Regions from separate parts of the Homo sapiens genome. Here region 1 is linked to region 2. A link is a loop called in an ENCODE intact Hi-C map of the cell type or tissue named here. Cell type or tissue: natural killer cell. All regions are shown on one strand.

Region 1 (8,000 bases), 130 kb before region 2:
CATCTTGGTGGTTCCTGCCTTTTTCTTTTTCTTCTGGATTTCTCAGCCTCAGCTCTAGTGACATTTGGGGCTTTGTTGTGGGGGATTATCCTATCCTGTGCATTGTAGAATGTTTAGGAGCGTCCCTGGCTCTACCCACCAGCCAAAAGCACCCTCCTCCTCAGTTGTGACAACCAAAAATATCTCCAGACAGTGCCATATGTCCTCAGGGGTGGGGGGTTGGGGCAAGCAAAATTGCCCTCATTTGAAAGTCACTGGTCTGTACTAAGCAGTGCTGCAGGAGCATCCTTCTTTGAGCCTCTCTGTATGTGGGCAAGGTCATCATCATTGTATTCCCATTCCACAGATAAGGAAATGGAGGCTCAGAGGGGTTGAGTCATTTGTCTTGGGTCACACAGCAAATACGTGGCAGAACCAGCATCCCAGCTCTGCCAGGTACAGTTCTGGGCTGAGCTGAGTGTTTAGTGGGTGATGGAACAGACCCGAGCCCCTGTCCTTATGGATCTAACCCTCTGGTAAGAGGCAGACAGTAAGCCGGTCATCAAATACATACATGACACATCAGGTGTCATGTTAGTGACTGAGGATAAGGACGCAAGAGAATTACATTAACAATGTCACCTGACTTTTGGTGACATTTTGCAATAATAGTTGACATGTGAGGGTTTCAATACATTGGGAACTGTACTAAAGAGTTTCACTTAATCAACTCATAGGCTAGTCACAAAAACCCCTATGAGATACTGCAGTGGCTCGCTTCTGTGCCTCAGTTTCTTTATCTGTAAAACAGCTTCCCCATAGGACTGCTGTCTGGTACCCAGCAAGCACTCAATAAATGTTAAATAGCACTGCTGTCTCCCCAACATCCAAGGCCCAGTCCCCGAGGACTGTAGGCAGCCGGGGCCCCTCTTAGGGACCCTGTCCCTGGGCCTCTCCTCAGCCCCTCTCTTTGTCTCCGTGGCCATGGCAACCTGGCTGGGTGCTTGGCACTTCCCGGCCCAGCCCCCAGCCTGACCAGCCGGCCTCCTCCTCTGCAGAGGCTGCCCTGGCAGGCTCCAGCCTGGCTGGGAAGCCACCCCCACCACCCACTGATGGGGGCTCCTGGGCAGTACTGGTGCTGCCCTGCAGTGTGGGAAGGACCCCAAGCAAAGGCTCCTGCTGGGCCTCCTCTCTGCCTCCTGGCCTCTTTCCTTCTGGAGTGGAGAGAGAGCTCTTGTTTTCATTGTCCTGGTTAGCTCTGTCTTCCCAGCTTTGCCTCCAGCTTCCTTCAGGACTCTCTGTCCGCCCCTTGCCTTCCCTCTCTCTGTTTTTCTGTCTCAGTCTCATTCTCTGTGCCCCTATCTCCCTCTGTTTCTCCCTCTCACTGTCTGGCTTCTGATACTTCATTCACAGGCTGGTCCCTGCATCTGAGAATGAGGTGCAGGGCACCTTGAGGTCCCTTCCGTGCTCAGAGACAGGGCCTTGGTTTAGAGGGGCTCGTTTGCAGCTCCCAGTAGCTCAGTGAGAGCCTGCTGCTCCAAATTATGGGGGTGTTCATAAGGGGGTCCTCCCACTCTGTGGGGTAGGGGTCCTCTTGTCCCATGGGGGCTTCTAGTGAGTGAGGGGATCCTTTAGCCCGGTGAGGTCATATTCTGCCTGGTGAGTAAGGGGTTCTTCTCCTGGCCAGACACTTGGGAGGAGATGGGCTACTGAGCCACTTGCTTTGACATCTGAGCCAGCCATGTGAAGGGCTTGGACCTAGAAAACCCAGAATGGTTTCTTCCCATTTCCCTGGGAGTGGACCACTGTGAGTCGTTAAAATCATCATTTATTAATGGCCAGAACTGACCCTTACATATGAATAAGTAATGCTTCCATGTAATGCTCCAGACTTGTAGGGTCCTTGGGGACCCGAGAGGGATCAAGATTAAGAGAAAAGCCATTCCTGTCTGGCCTTTGCCTCGGGCTCAGAGAGAGTAAATGATTTGCCCGAGCAAGGGTTGCAAATCCAGATCCCTATGGCTGTGACCGGTAAAGCAGCCAGTGCAGGAAAAATCACGTAACCCTCTCCCCCTAACTTTGTCTCTCTACTTTCAACATCGATGTGGATATAGAGGAACATCTCTTTACCCTTAATCTCTCTGTACCTTGGTTTTCTCATCTGTAAAATGGGAATAACAAGAATGCCTATCTCATAGGTGTTTCTCTTTTTAATTTTTTAATTGAGTATAATTCACATGCCATAAGGAATTCCCCAAAGTGTCCACTCCAGTGGCTTTTGGTATATTCAGAAGCTTGTGTAACTGTCACTATCTTCTAATTTCAGAACGTTTTAATCACACCTGAAAAACAACCCAAACCCATTGGTAGTCACTCCCCATTATTCCACTTCCCCAATCCCTGGAACCATTAGTCTACTTATTTATGTATGTATGTATTTATTTATTTATTTTGAGACAGTTTCTTGCTCTGTTATCCAGGATGGAGTGCAGTGGCACGATCTCAGCTCACTGTAGCCTCTGCCTTCCGGTTCAAGCAATTCTCCCCCCTCAGCCTTCCAAGTAGCTGGAACTACAGGCGCATACCACCATGTCAGGCTAATTTTTGTATTTTTAGTAGATATGGGGTATCGCAATGTTGGCCAGGCTGGTCTCGAACTCCTGACCTCAAGTGATCCACCCAACTTGCCTCTCAAAGTGCTGGGATTACAGGCATGAGCCACCATGCCTGGCCCACTAATGTACTTTCTATCTCTACAGATTTGGACATTTCATATAAATGGATATAAATGGAATCATACTATGTGTGTGTGTGTGTGTGTGTGTGTGTGTGTGTGTGTATTTTTTTTTTTTTTGTATCTGGCTTCTTCCACATTGTAATATGTGTCAGAATTTCATTCCTTTTTTATGGCTGTATCATATTCCATTATATGGATATACATTTTGTTTATCCATTCATTAGCTGATGGACATTTGGGTTTTGACAGTTTGGCTACTATGAATAATACTGCTATGCACATGAGTGTACAAGTTTTTGTATGGAGATAGTTTTTATTTCTCTTGGGCTTTTACCTAGGAATGGTCTCATAGGTTTCTTGGGACGATTGAGTGAGTTCATAAAGTACAGCTCTCAGAACAGAGCCTGGGACAGCGCGGGTGCTAGATGTGTGTTAGCTCCTTTTTTTTTGAGATGGAGTTTTGCTCTTGTTGCCCAGGCTGGAGTGCAGTGGCGCGATCTTGGCTCACAGCAACCTCTGCCTTCTGGGTTCAAGTGATTCTCCTGCCTCAGCCTCCTGAGTAGCTAGGATTACAGGCATGAGCCACCATGCCCAGCTAATTTTGTGTTTTTAGTAGAGACCGGGTTTCTCCATGTTGGTCAGGCTGGTCTCGAACTCCTGACCTCAGGTGATCCACCTGGCCTCCCAAAGTGCTGGGATTACAGGCATGAGCCACCACGCCTGGCCTTAGCTCTTATTTTTATAAAACAATGCCTCAAGCCCTGGGCCTTGGATGTTGGGGAGACAGCAGTGCTATTTAACATTTATTGAGTGCTTGCTGGGTGCCAGACACCAGTCCTATGGGGAAGCTGTTTTACAGATGAAGAAACTGAGGCACAGAAGTGAGCCCCCACAGGCAGGCCCCCAACCCCAATCTGTGCCTTCTGGAGCACATGTCCCATGTCAAGCAAGCAGCCACCTCTCAGCCCCAGGCAGCAGTCCCCGTGCGGGAACTCGAGCCCGGTATTGCCAGATCTCTTGACTTCTTAAAGACATTTTCCAATGGCAGGAAATGTGGAGTTTTTGGTATGAAATCACTCGATTTTTAAAAGTTGGCAACTCAATCACATTTTTAACAAACACTTCATGGGCCAAACCAAACATGACTGTGGGCCAAACCTGTGGGTTGCCAGTTTGCATACTCTGCCCCCGGGTTGACTTGTTGCTGGTGGTGAGGACTTTGCTGGACACTGAACTTGATTTCAAACATTTCTGAACCTTGGGCACCCCTCTTTCCTGGGGAGTTCTGGCTCTTGTCCGTTTCAATTGTGTTGAAACCTGACCCATCACTGGGACGGTGGGCTTGTTGAGGACCCCCATGGCAGCTGGTCATCTTGGGATTCCTCCCTGTCACCCCCCAGGGTCATAAAACGAGACTTGCTCATATTGGGTGCTTATTCTGTAGTCCTTGACTTTACCCCTCACCAGCAGGGTGACCTTGGGGCAAATGACTTGACCTCTGTGCCTTGGTTTCCCCAGCTATGAAACGGGTAATAATAACACCTCCTCTGGGTTTGATGCAGCACTTAGGACAGCGTCCAGCACGTGGTAGGAGCTCAGTCATGTCAGCCACCGTTATTATTACACACAAATGCACAGACGTGCAGACACAGCAATGCCAGGCTCTGCCATCTGGCAGCAGCAGCGCGAAGGTAACGATTTATTTCTGTGTGCTTTGTCTGTCTGTGTTTACCGAAGGGAGTGATATTAGTGTGTGTGTGTGTGTGTGTGCATGAATCTGCACAGTTCCAAGTCAGCTAGCTGGGGTGCCGTTTTCTGCATGCATATCTCCTTGCATAAGTACAGTGTATGCATTATTCATGCACATGCGCACACTCTCACCCTCTCACATATTCCTGGGAATAAATATGTGTTGGGGTTCCCGGGTGGTGATAGCAGTCACCTGAGCAGCCAGTAATGTTTCAGTTGACTGGGGAGGGTGGGAGCTGATGGGGACAGGGTGGGTAGAGGTAAGCAGATGTTCTGGAGAATCTGGGTGGCTGCTGCTGGGGATGTTGGGATATGGCAGGGAAAGTGTTGAGTGCACTGAGGGCTGGGCTGTGGGACTTGGGTGCAACCCACAGCTTGTGGCTGTGGCTGTGGGGAAAGGTGCTGGGATTTGACTTTCACTGTCTCGGCATTCAGTGTTGGAGTGGATGGAACAGCCAGGCTTCCTCTAGGGCGTGCCTAACAGGCCCCTGATCCTTTCTCTGCCTCCCTTCACCTTCCCTTTCTTCTCTTCAGCATATTGCAGGCTCTAATTTAGGCAAAAACTCCTCAGAGTCTAAGAAAAGCTGAAGCATGCAGAATGAGCACAACAGAATTTAGCTGTCTCGAGAGGCAGCCTGGACCATTGAATTTATCTTTTTTTTTTCCGCACTCATGTTGAAGACTTTTTTTCCCTGTTAAACTTCTTAAATTACCTTGCAGCCCTCCACCCTCCTTTTTCCTTGGAGCCTGGGGAGAGTGGAGCCTTTTGTTCCTCTGTTTCCTCTCTTCCGTTCCTACTTTCGGGGGAGGCTCGTGGAACTTGAGGTTGCTTCTGAAATAGAGAGGTGGTTAGACTGGGTCAGCCCTAGAATGGATTTGACAACTTACTCATCATATTGTTAGCTGACACTTACCAAGCACTTAGGATGCATCCGGCTGTGTCCTGAGCATTCTGCATTCATTAACTGACTTATTTCTTCTGGCTGCCTTGATGGAAGTGTTCCTATTGTCCCATTTCACAGTCCAGGAGACTGGGGCACAGAGAGGTTTTGTCACATGCCCAGGGTTCCTCAGCGAGGAAAGGCTGAGCCAAGTCATGAACCAGCAGTCTGACTTCAAAGCCCACACTCTTAACTACAGCACTCTACTACTTCTTTGCTAATGGGTTCATTCAGCATATTGGTTGAGCACCTACTACGTGCCAGGCCCATTTTTCTCCTTCTTTCCTCCCCTTCTTCACTTCATTCTTTTTCTCCCTTCTTCTTTCCTCCTTATCCATCACCCATCCATCTCCCCACCCACCCACCTGTCCATCCATCTGTCCATCCATTTGTCATCCGTCCGTCTGTTCATCTGTCCGTCCAGTATTTCCTGCAATATACTCATTTCAGTATCAGTCTTATGATTTGTATAATATTCAAATACCAGTCACAACATTGTCTATATAATATTTTTACTCAATCTGAACCTCCTCCCTTTTTAAAAACTTTATAGTCTCAGCTTAATAATGTTCATGAAATAATGGTTTTGATATGATAGCCATAGTTACTCATATCAACATAAAAATACTCATTTCAAGTGGCTGCGTGGGGGCTGGCTGATAGCCTGGCCCTGCCACAGACAAGCTGTGTGACTCTGGGCAGGTGACTCCGCTCCCTTATCTATAGCACGGGGAGACTAATGATACCCACTGCTAAGGGTGTTGTATTAAATGAGATAACCATATGAACGTGCTTAGAGCAAGCCCACTGGCCCATCCTGAGCTCTCAGCAAGCCCTGACTGTTGATGATGTTGTTATTACCATCATTATTACTCAGAAAACCTCTGTGGTGAGGAGCAGAGTCAGGGCCTGAGGCTCTGCAGGTTGTCCCGTGATGAAGGTGGATGGAGATGTTGAGGAAGCAGATGGTAGATCGCACTGTGAAGTTGGGTGAAGCTGGGAACCTTCCATGACATTGGAGGAACTTGTTCCATTCTGAATTGGTGGTTATTTGGAAGGGGTAGACATGGCCGAACTTTGAAGGTTCTAGCTAAAGTCAGGGTTTTATTTAATCCTTGCATGGTGGGGCTCAATGTGTGAGTGAGTGTCTTAGTCTATCTTCTGTTGCTCATAACAGAATACCTGAAACTGGGTAATTTATAAAGAAAAGAAACTTTCTTCTTACAGTTATGGAAGCTGAGAAGTCCCAGGTGGAGGGGCCACATCTGGTGAGAACGTTCTTGGGGGTTCTAAAGAGACTCGAGGCAGTTTAGGGAATCACGTGGCAGGGGGGCTGAGCACACTAACACGCCAGCTCAGGTTTCTCTTCCTCTTCTTACAAAGCCACCGGTTCCACTCCCATGATACCCCATTCATCCATTAGCCCGTTAATCCGTGAATGCATTAATTCATTCATGAGGGCAGAGCCTCTTATGAGCCAGTCACCTCTTACAGGCCCCACCTCTGAATCTTGCCACAGCGGGTATTTGTTTCCAACACATGAAATGTGGGGGATGCCTTCAAACCATAGCAGTGACTGAAAACCCAAACCAGTCAGACTCATATAAGAGAAGAAGTATAATAGCCCATGAAGCTAGACCTACAGCTTCAGGTAGAGTTTGATCTAGGGGCTCAACGTACAAAGAATTGGCTTCATCCTGTGCTCTGTGTGCCTCAGGTGGGGGATGAGCAACACCTTTCAAGCAGCATCAGGGTACTTTACGGTAAAATGAGGGAATAGAAGCTGGTGGCCAAAGAGCTGAAGCCTGCCATCATCCTCAGGGCCAGAGCTTCTTTGAAAGAGGGGAGCTTCCTGTTTGAGGGTGGTAGGTGGGCATTTGGGTCCAAGCTCTGTGTTCTGCTACTGAGATTTCTGAAGGACATTTGAGGGCTGCTTTCATGACTCATCTTTGAATGAATTCACTCACCCAGGTTACATCATATCTCCAAACATCTGCCTCTATCCTGCAAAAGGCTCGAGGACACTGCCCGCCTGTTCCCTGGGTGGTGGGGCTTTCTTAGCAGCAAAATGTTCCCGGCTTACAGAAAACTTCCCACGGGCCTTTTAAATCCATCAAGTGAATTACAAGTTCAATTTGGGTTTGCACACATTCTCTCATGGTCCCCCGCTCTAGGGCTGGATGTGGCTGATTCCTGGGTGCGTTAATCTCGAAGCCTCCGCCATCTGCAAGTGAAGTTTAGCTCCCACATCGGCAGTTTTCCTGCCTTGCCTTTGCTTGTGTATATGTGACTTCCCTAATTTTGAGGTTTCTTAAAAACAGAGAAGATAAAACAAACCACAGCCATATTTCCCTCCTCCAGCATCTGGTGGCCACTTGTAATTTGTAATGTTGGGGAAAAAAAGTGTTTTGATCATTTTTCAAAATTAGACTTAAAAAATGTATCATTGGGTGTTCCTGTGTTAAAAGTTTGTTTTTTCTTTTCAGAACATTTTGCAACCAGACTTCTTTAGGGGTTTCCTTAGTCCTTCTTCTGTTCTCCAGATCAGCTTATAAAATTCCTTGCAAAAATGTTTTTTTGTTTTGTTTTGTTTT
Region 2 (8,000 bases):
GACCAGCAGCCTCGAGGGAAAGGTATTGAGGTTGGTAGCTCGCTTGGCTGAGCTCGTGGACTTGAGGGATTCCACGCTGTTTTCCACAAATATTTTGGCCAATATGCAACATTGCAATTCTTCCTCCCACTCCTGGAATCTTCTAACTTAATGTTTATAGTGGAGTCGAAGCCAGCGGCCCCCTGGTGCCTGGCTCCCCAGCTCTGGGGAAAGTGGCAATTTGTGTGTCTGTTTTCTCAAAAAGGTAACAGGGGTGGCCTGAGAAAGGGGCTCACAAACAGGTAGAGTTCCAGGTGAAATGTCCTATAAAACTAAGGAGAAAGAAAGAAATGCCCCCGGCTGCTTTCCACTGAGTCACCACATCCAGAAAAAGCCTCTGTCTTCAGGGACGAGGGGGATGTCTTGTGGCTAAGGCAGCTGGTTTCCCTTGTTTCAGGCACCCACTGGCGTCCGACAGCTGCCTTTACCTCTCCGAGCCTTGATTTCCACCTTTGTCCACTGTTTATACTCAGCCCTGCCTCATCTAACAGGCCTGCCTGGACAGTGTGGGGAGAGGAGGAGGAGAGGAAGGAGGCTCGATGAGGGCCCTTCTGCTGCCTGCTGGCTGCTGGCTGTGTGACCTAGGGGCCTGAGTCTTAGTCTCCCCGTCTATGAAAGGGGCACAGCAAATCCTTATCCAAGGAGCAGATGAACTTAGCATGCCTCCCCAGTGTGCCTGGCACTGGGAGGTGCCCAGTTAAGTTGTAAGTTACAGGGATCAGATCACCAATTGGTTGATACTGGTTATTTTTATTCATTTTCCTGGCTTGTCCTAGAAAGGGGTCAGTGTGTGTGTGTGTGTGTATATATATATATACACACACACACACACATTATATATATTATATATGTTATATACATACTATATATTATATTATATATATGTGTGTGTATATATATATATATATATATATATTTTTTTTTTTTTTTTTTTTTTTTTTGAGATGGAGTTTTGCTCTTGTTGCCCATGCTGGAGTGCAATGGCGTGATCTCAGCTCACTGCAACCTCCACCTCCCGGGTTCAAGCAGTTCTCCTGCCTCAGCCTTGCGAGTAGCTGGGATTACAGGCATGCGCCACCATGCCCAGCTAATTTTGTATTTTTAGTGGAGACAGGGTTTCTCCATGTTGTGTCAGGCTGGTCTGGGACTCCCCACCTTGGGTAATCTGCCTGCCTCGACCTCTCAAAGTGCTGGGATTACAGGCGGAGCCACCGCCTCTGGCCGGCGTCAGTATATTTTTTTATGTAAAGGGCCACTTAGTAACAATTTAGGCTTTGTGGGCCGTACAGCTTGTCACAGTATCCAACTTTGTCCTTGTGGCTCAAAAGCAGCCACAGATAATACAAGTACAAATACAAATGGCCGTAGCTGTGTGCCAATAAAACTTTATTCATAAGGTCAGGTAGTGGAGCAGATTTGGCCTGCGGGGACTGAGTTTGCCAACTTTTGGTCTAAAGTGTCTCAGCATCATTTCCTTCTGAGAGGTCTGAGCGCCTTTTCACAAATTACTGCTCATTGGAGTTTGCTTATGTTAATTGACTGTTCATATCCTTTGCCCATTTATCTGTGAGCTTCTGAGCTTTTTCTAGTTGATTTGTTAGAGGTTTTTATATTCTAGATATTTATTCCTGTTGGTTTTGGACACTATAGTTACCTTCACATCTGCCATCTACCTATGGAGTTGTTATCGAATGGAGGTCCTTAATTTTAGTCTAGTACAAGAGGGTCTTATACACAGACTCCTTTTCTTCTCTAGGACAAAGATGTCATCCTATATTTAGTTTTGTTAGCTTTGGTTTTACTGTTCATACGTAGGTCTTTAATCCATTAGCTTATTGTTGCATATGGTGTGAGGTAGGGATTCAATTTTTTTCCCCCCTGGGCAAGTCAGTTTTCCATGCACCATCTGCAGAATACTCTATGATCATAAATCATCATCATAGACTAAGTTCCTGCAAACACTTAGTCCTCTTATGTGACTTCTATTCCCTTCTGCTGGTTATTGATCTGTTTCTACTGCATTTCCACACTGTGTGTTACTATGGCTTTGTAAAATATTAATGTCTTTTTATAGCAGGTGAGGCAAGTTCAGACTTTTCAAGAGAAGTCAGAAAGCCAGATCGCTTTGTGAAATATCCTAATATGTTAGTGTTGGCATATGATTCCATTTTAATAGAATAGTGTTTGCCAAACCAAACGTGTCCATGGCCTAGTTCCAGCCTGTGCCTGCCAGTTGGCAAACATGGCTGAAACTTTCCCTGTGAATCTGACCACTGAGTGCACATCTGTGGATCTGCAGTGCTGGAGAAGAGCGAGTTCAGGGATGAGTCCCAGTACTTCCGCTTTCATGCTGACGAGGAGATGGAGGGGACCAGCAGCAAGAACAAACAGCTTCGCAACGACTTCAAGCTGGTGGAGAACATTCTGGCCAAGCGCCTGCTGGTAGGAGCACAGCTGAGCAGCTGTCCCTTCCTTGCCAGAGCCCCCTGCAGGCATGGGAGCTGGGCGACCTTCTGGTTATGCACAGGGAAGGGGGCTCAGCTTGGAGTACCAGAATAGGTGGATTCTAGGTGGTAGGGGGCAACTCTGCCAAGAAGCCAGGCTGCATCACTGGCTGAGACTACCCTCCTAACAAAAGAGATTGGGCTTGCAGGTCTCCCTTTCTGTTCCCTTGCCTCTCCTGTCCCCTCCCCGTACACTGTATAGAGAGGTTGGCCTCCTGAAGCAACTCATCCTGCATACCCCACAGCAGCCCCCATCTTAACGCGTGGCCTGCAGCAGGCAGTCAAGACAGAGGCTCAGAGGTTAGGTTTCTGGTCACTGCCAGGGTTGGAGCTGAAGCCTGACTCATATGAAGACGGCTCCATTAACTTCTCTCCCATAGTACTGCAGGGACTGCTGTTCCCTCTGATTTCATGCCCCTCACTGTAAAGTCCCCCAATGCTTCCCGTCACACTTAGGATAAAATTAAACCTCTCACTCCCCTCCCCTCCCCTTCTCTCTTTCCTCTTTCCCTCCCTTCCTCCTTCCTTCCTCTCTCTTCTTTCTTTTCTCTTTTCTTGTTTTCTTTTCTTCTTTCTCTCTCTCTCTCGTGCCCGTCCTTCCTTCCTTCCTTCCTTCCTTCCTTTTCTTTCTCTCCTCCCCTTTCTTTCTTCCCTCCCCTCCCCTCCATTCCCCTCTCTCCCCTCCCTTCCCCTTTCTCCCCTCCCCTCTCTCCTCTCTCCTCTCCTCTGCCTCCCCAGTGGCTAGGACAACAGACCTGCGCCACCACACCCAGCTAATTTTTGTATTTTTTATAAAGACAGGGTTTTGCTATGTTGCCCAGGCTGGTCTTGAACTCCTGGGATCAAGCGATCAACCCGTCTCGGCCTCCCAAAGTGCTGGGATTACAAGCGTGAGCCATTGCGCCTGACCTCCTGATCTCTTTTCTTATCCTCCAGTGCCTTGGGGCCTCCCTCAGGACCTTTGTACGTGCTGTGTCTGCTGCCTGGAGCATGTTCCTCCACTCTTTATGAAGTTTTGTTTTTCATTTCGTTCAGGCCTCAGCTCCGATAGCACCTTCTCTGCCCCCTTGCCGTGCCCTATCCCATTAAGTGCTTTAATTCCAACTACGTACACTCCCTGCATCACATCCTGTATTTCTTTTGTTTATTTGTTTATAGTTGGCCTCCCGCACTAAGCAGGGCTGGGCTTGTTTGTCTTGTTCTAGATGGTGTCTCCAGCACCCATGAGAACTGCCTGGCCCGTGTGATGGGCAGCATCTCAATCAATGTCTGTTGACTGAATGAGTGCCTTTCCCTGTATCCCCCGCACTGGGGAACCCCCAGACCTGTTTCTAGCATGCCTGCCATCCTGCCCTGGGGTGGGACCGCTCCTCCCTAAACTCCCTGACTCCACATTCTTGGTGGCTGGACACCTTTGGATCCGTGTGATTCGTTAAGCCAGTGGCAGGCACAGAGTGAGCACTGGCTCTGCCAGGTGCTGTTTGCGTTTTGCTCTGTCTCGCCCACCTGGATCTGGCCACTTCCCTACTAGACCTGGGACGAGGTCATGGTCCTGTGGGGGCCACGGTGGGGCTGGCCGTAGGCCCACCTCGCTCCCTGACCGGGTTCCTTCTGCCCTGGGCCCCCAGATCCTGCCCCAGGAGGAGGACTATGGCTTTGACATCGAGGAGAAGAACAAGGCTGTGGTGGTGAAGTCCGTCCAGAGGGGCTCGCTGGCTGAGGTGAGGCCCTCGGGGGAGCTGGCAGGGACCGTGTGCAGGTGGCAGAGCGGGGTGTCTCTCTTCACCCTCCTTGAGGCAGCCCAGCCCAGGAGATTCTGGAATGATCGCTGACTCCTCTTCTCTCATTGCTCACGTGGAGAAACTGAGTCCAGGACCCACTGTCTGCAGTGGCTACAGTAGCTGGGAGTGAGTGCAGAGTCCCGGGGCTGTGCTCCTGGTGTGTTCCACCACTGCCCTCTGCTGGACATTGTGGGGAGGTACAGGAAAAAAGCAGGTGTCTCAGTTTTCTGCAACCAGTCACAGTGGCTTGAATAAGATAAGCTCATTGCTGTCTGATGCAAAGCCTACAGGAGGATAGGTTAGGAGAGTGAGGGTGTGGCTGGCCGAGGATTCAGCCCTGGGGCCTTCCGGCTTTGCCTGGGGCGTGTGCAGGTGGGTGGGGGAGATGCACCTGCCGTGCTGGCTGGAGCCCAGCTTGCCCCTGTGGCAATTAGGAATGCTTTGGGCTGCAAGGAGCGACATACCCATGGCCGGAGCGGCTAGGTTGACCTTGCCAGTGATGTGAGCGGTTGGAAGGAGGCAGTTGTGAATCTTGGTTCGGGTCAGCAGGTCTTCATCTTTCTTCGCCAGGCCCTAACAGACATAAGATGGCCACCCCGGTGTGACCCTCGTGTCCCCACACAACAGGGTCAGGCCCCAGCAGAGTTTCCCCTCAGGAGGAATACCTTTCCCAGCTGCCCTCCCATGAGCTTCCCTTTGTGGCTCATGAGGCAGAACCAGGTCCCTTGTGCCCCTCAACTGCTTACCACAGACAGCACGCAGTCACCCAGTCCTGCTGGATCCCTTGGGCCAGCACCCTTCTGCTGAACACATTTGAGCTTCCTTGGTGAGGAGGGAAGGAGCTTAGTAACTGGTGTGCACGTCTGTCCTCTGCCGTCCCTACCCAGGTGGCTGGCCTGCAGGTGGGGAGGAAGATCTACTCCATCAATGAGGACCTGGTGTTCCTGCGGCCGTTTTCAGAGGTGGAGTCCATCCTCAACCAGTCCTTCTGCTCCCGCCGCCCTCTGCGCCTCCTGGTGGCCACGAAGGCCAAAGAGTGAGTGTCCCAGGGCGGGGTGTCCGGCAGCCCTCCCTCTCAGGCTGAGTGGTGGCTGAGGGCTGGGGTGGCATGAACTGTCCTGGTCCCCCGTGGCTGGGACCCATTGTTGGAGTCACACAACACAAGCTGGACCTTCATTAATTCGGCAGATGTTTACAGAGTGCCACTCTGTGCTTGGTGGCAGTTTGGGCCCTGGGAATCCAGCCACGTGGGGATGCATGCGGTTCCTGCCATTCATAGATCTCAGATCTAGTTGGGGGAGGAGGCAGGAGACAGACAATGTGCAGATACAGAAGTAAGACACTGAGCCTGTGCTGGTGAGCGTGGCACAGATAAGTTTCTATAAACCCGGGAAAGGGGCCAGAGTGTGCAGAGGGATGGCTGTCAGGGAGACGTCACTGCGAGTCGGGGTGAAGACCCGAAGCAGATGAGGGGGGAGTCAAGGGGATTTCTGGAGGAAGAGGGCTCCAGGCAGGGGAAGCAGCTAGGGCAGAGGCCCTGAAGTGGGACCGTGTCTGGCGCATTGGAAGAGCAGAAGGAAGCTGATGGGGCTGGAGCAGTGAGTGAGAGGGAGGGCTGGGTAGTGAGGTCTGTAGGGTAACGGGGTCCAGCCCTGGAGGCCCCTGGCAAGGACCCATGGGGAGCCACTGGAAGCTTCTGATCGAAGTCCTGTGGCTGCAAGTGGAGCTCAGATTGTCAGGGGCAAAGGTGGCTCTCGGGGGAGCTGAGGAGGTGGTGGCTCAGCAGAGTGCGAGAGCAGGGGTGGGAGGAGCAGACCCGTGCTAGGGGTAGGTACCGGGGAGCAAAGCATTTTGTCTTTGAAAAATTATGCATCTGGTTTTTCACTTTTCCCTTTTATTTAACACAGATCTTCTCTTGACAGGAGGGGTGGAAAGTTTTAAATATGATTATTTCAGTAAAAAGGCGAGCTGACTTAGGGAAAATGTGGTTGATCGATGGGTTGGTATGTGGAAGTGGCAGAAAGCACCAAGGTGGAATGTGTCTGCTGAAAGCTGTGGAAACACCTGGTTTGAGAGCAGGCTCCCAGCTCGGCTTTATCTGCAGGGGGGAATGGGAGGGACAATTGTGCAGCATAGGGTTGGAGACCTGCCTTAGACGGGGATGTGGGCAGGGTACTGATGCTCCAGGAGCAGTGACACCCATTGCCCTCCCTGGCAGGTGCTGCCTCTCTGCTTTGGGGATCGACCCACAGAATGGCCCAGACCTGCCTTCCTAGGGGACTTGTGTGGGTGTTTTTCTAGGGTCAGCACCGAGATGTACCAGCAGATCACTTCTCACCCTCCCACCTGCGATTGTTAAACTATTGACTGGTTGGAGTGCTGGTCTCACCTCCAAGGGTCTTAGGACAGGAGAATGATGGAGGTGTGGGAGGATGGTCTGGAATTTCTGTTCGAGGACAGAAGCTCCAAGGGCAGGCCAGTGGGTTGTGCTTAATCAAAGATCCTGGTGGCATGGGCTCTGCCTGATTGACATTTCTCTCTGTATTTGGGAGCTGGAAAGCCTGGTGGTGCTACTACTATTTTGGGCTGAATTTTCCCAGTGTTTCCAAGGCAGAAAGTCTCTGGGTTGGCACCGGGGTTATTGAGAGTGATGCTGGTTTTCCTCATGGCCTTTTTCCCTGCCTCTTCTACCTGGTGCAGGATCATCAAAATCCCCGACCAGCCGGACACACTGTGCTTCCAGATTCGTGGAGCTGCCCCACCGTACGTCTATGCTGTGGGGAGAGGTGAGTGGGAGCCTTGGGAGAGAGGGGAAAGGTGCAGAAGATGGTGGATCTGTCTGTGTGGCAGGAGTTCAGAGCCTTCTGAACTCTAGGCTTCTGCCAGACAATGTACCATCAGCACTTATTTTCTTTGCCTGATGCCAAGACTTGCAAACACAAATGCCTGTTGGGGTCAGGCAGGCTACAAGTGGGTAGCCATCCCAGTGGAAGACAGTGGGTAGTGGTGAGGACTATGGCAAGGTGAAAAAATACATGTTCACTCTGGAAGGAGCAGTGGCTCCTCAGCTGGAGCTCCTTATTGCCAGACAGGAATGTGGGTCCACTCTCACCAGACTTGATTTTCTAAGAGAAGCCACCAATGCAAATTTGGGGGCTCTGCCGCAATACTTCTATGGCCGGATCCAGCCGAAAGGCCACCAGTTCAAGACCTCTGCTTTCTGCATTGCCTATTCCTTGTGTGCTATTAAAGGCGTCACTATGTCTTGGAGATGGAACCAAGTAGGTCTATGATACTGGGCCCCCAAACTTTTTTTGCATCTAAGTGCCCCTCCCTTTAAAGTTTAAACATAAATTTTTCACTTGTGTGGTCATAGTTGTGTGTTTACTAGGTGTTCATTAAGAAAACGCATACCATGACAGAAGGTTACTGAGAATTTGATAATATTTTAAAGTAGGTTTTCATTTTGTCCTAAAGCAGTGATTCTCACCTTGGGACAACTTAGCCTCCTCTCCAGAGGACATCGGCCCTGCCCGGAGACATTTTTGTTTGTCGTAACTGGGGAGGGGGTGTTTCTGGCGGTTAGTGGGTAGACCAGGGATCCTGCTAAACGTGCTGCAGTGCACAGGACAGCCCCAGAGAACCACACAGAATTATCTGGCCCAAAATGTCAGCA

Evidence for each region. Peaks named below come from ENCODE experiments on the same cell type or tissue, not always from the same donor. Only the 100,000 strongest peaks of a DNase experiment are listed, where the experiment ranks them.
Region 1: a loop joins it to region 2, with 2.2 times the contacts of the local background. A loop is called at or near these places in 8 of 110 quality-filtered maps.

The regions. Positions count from the first base shown.
Region 1 is chr20:48,787,636-48,795,635 of GRCh38, reverse strand. The region is part of intron 1 of PREX1 (phosphatidylinositol-3,4,5-trisphosphate dependent Rac exchange factor 1); the gene reads left to right. Among named protein-coding and RNA genes, the nearest start is that of PREX1, 36 kb to the left of the region's middle. RefSeq lists enhancers at 483-1,136, 1,137-1,792, 6,318-6,417, 6,518-6,577, 7,158-7,217 and a silencer at 5,339-5,438. In natural killer cell, no CTCF peak of the experiment used is centred here; a DNase peak (open chromatin) is centred at 4,408; H3K27ac peaks cover 1,978 bases.
Region 2 is chr20:48,654,400-48,662,399 of GRCh38, reverse strand. PREX1 (phosphatidylinositol-3,4,5-trisphosphate dependent Rac exchange factor 1) reads left to right here. Exons shown (of 40, transcript NM_020820.4): 16 at 2,339-2,481; 17 at 4,172-4,264; 18 at 5,212-5,360; 19 at 7,025-7,110. Among named protein-coding and RNA genes, the nearest start is that of PREX1, 170 kb to the left of the region's middle. In natural killer cell, CTCF peaks have their summits at 4,298 and 4,504 (motif pointing left); a DNase peak (open chromatin) is centred at 4,479.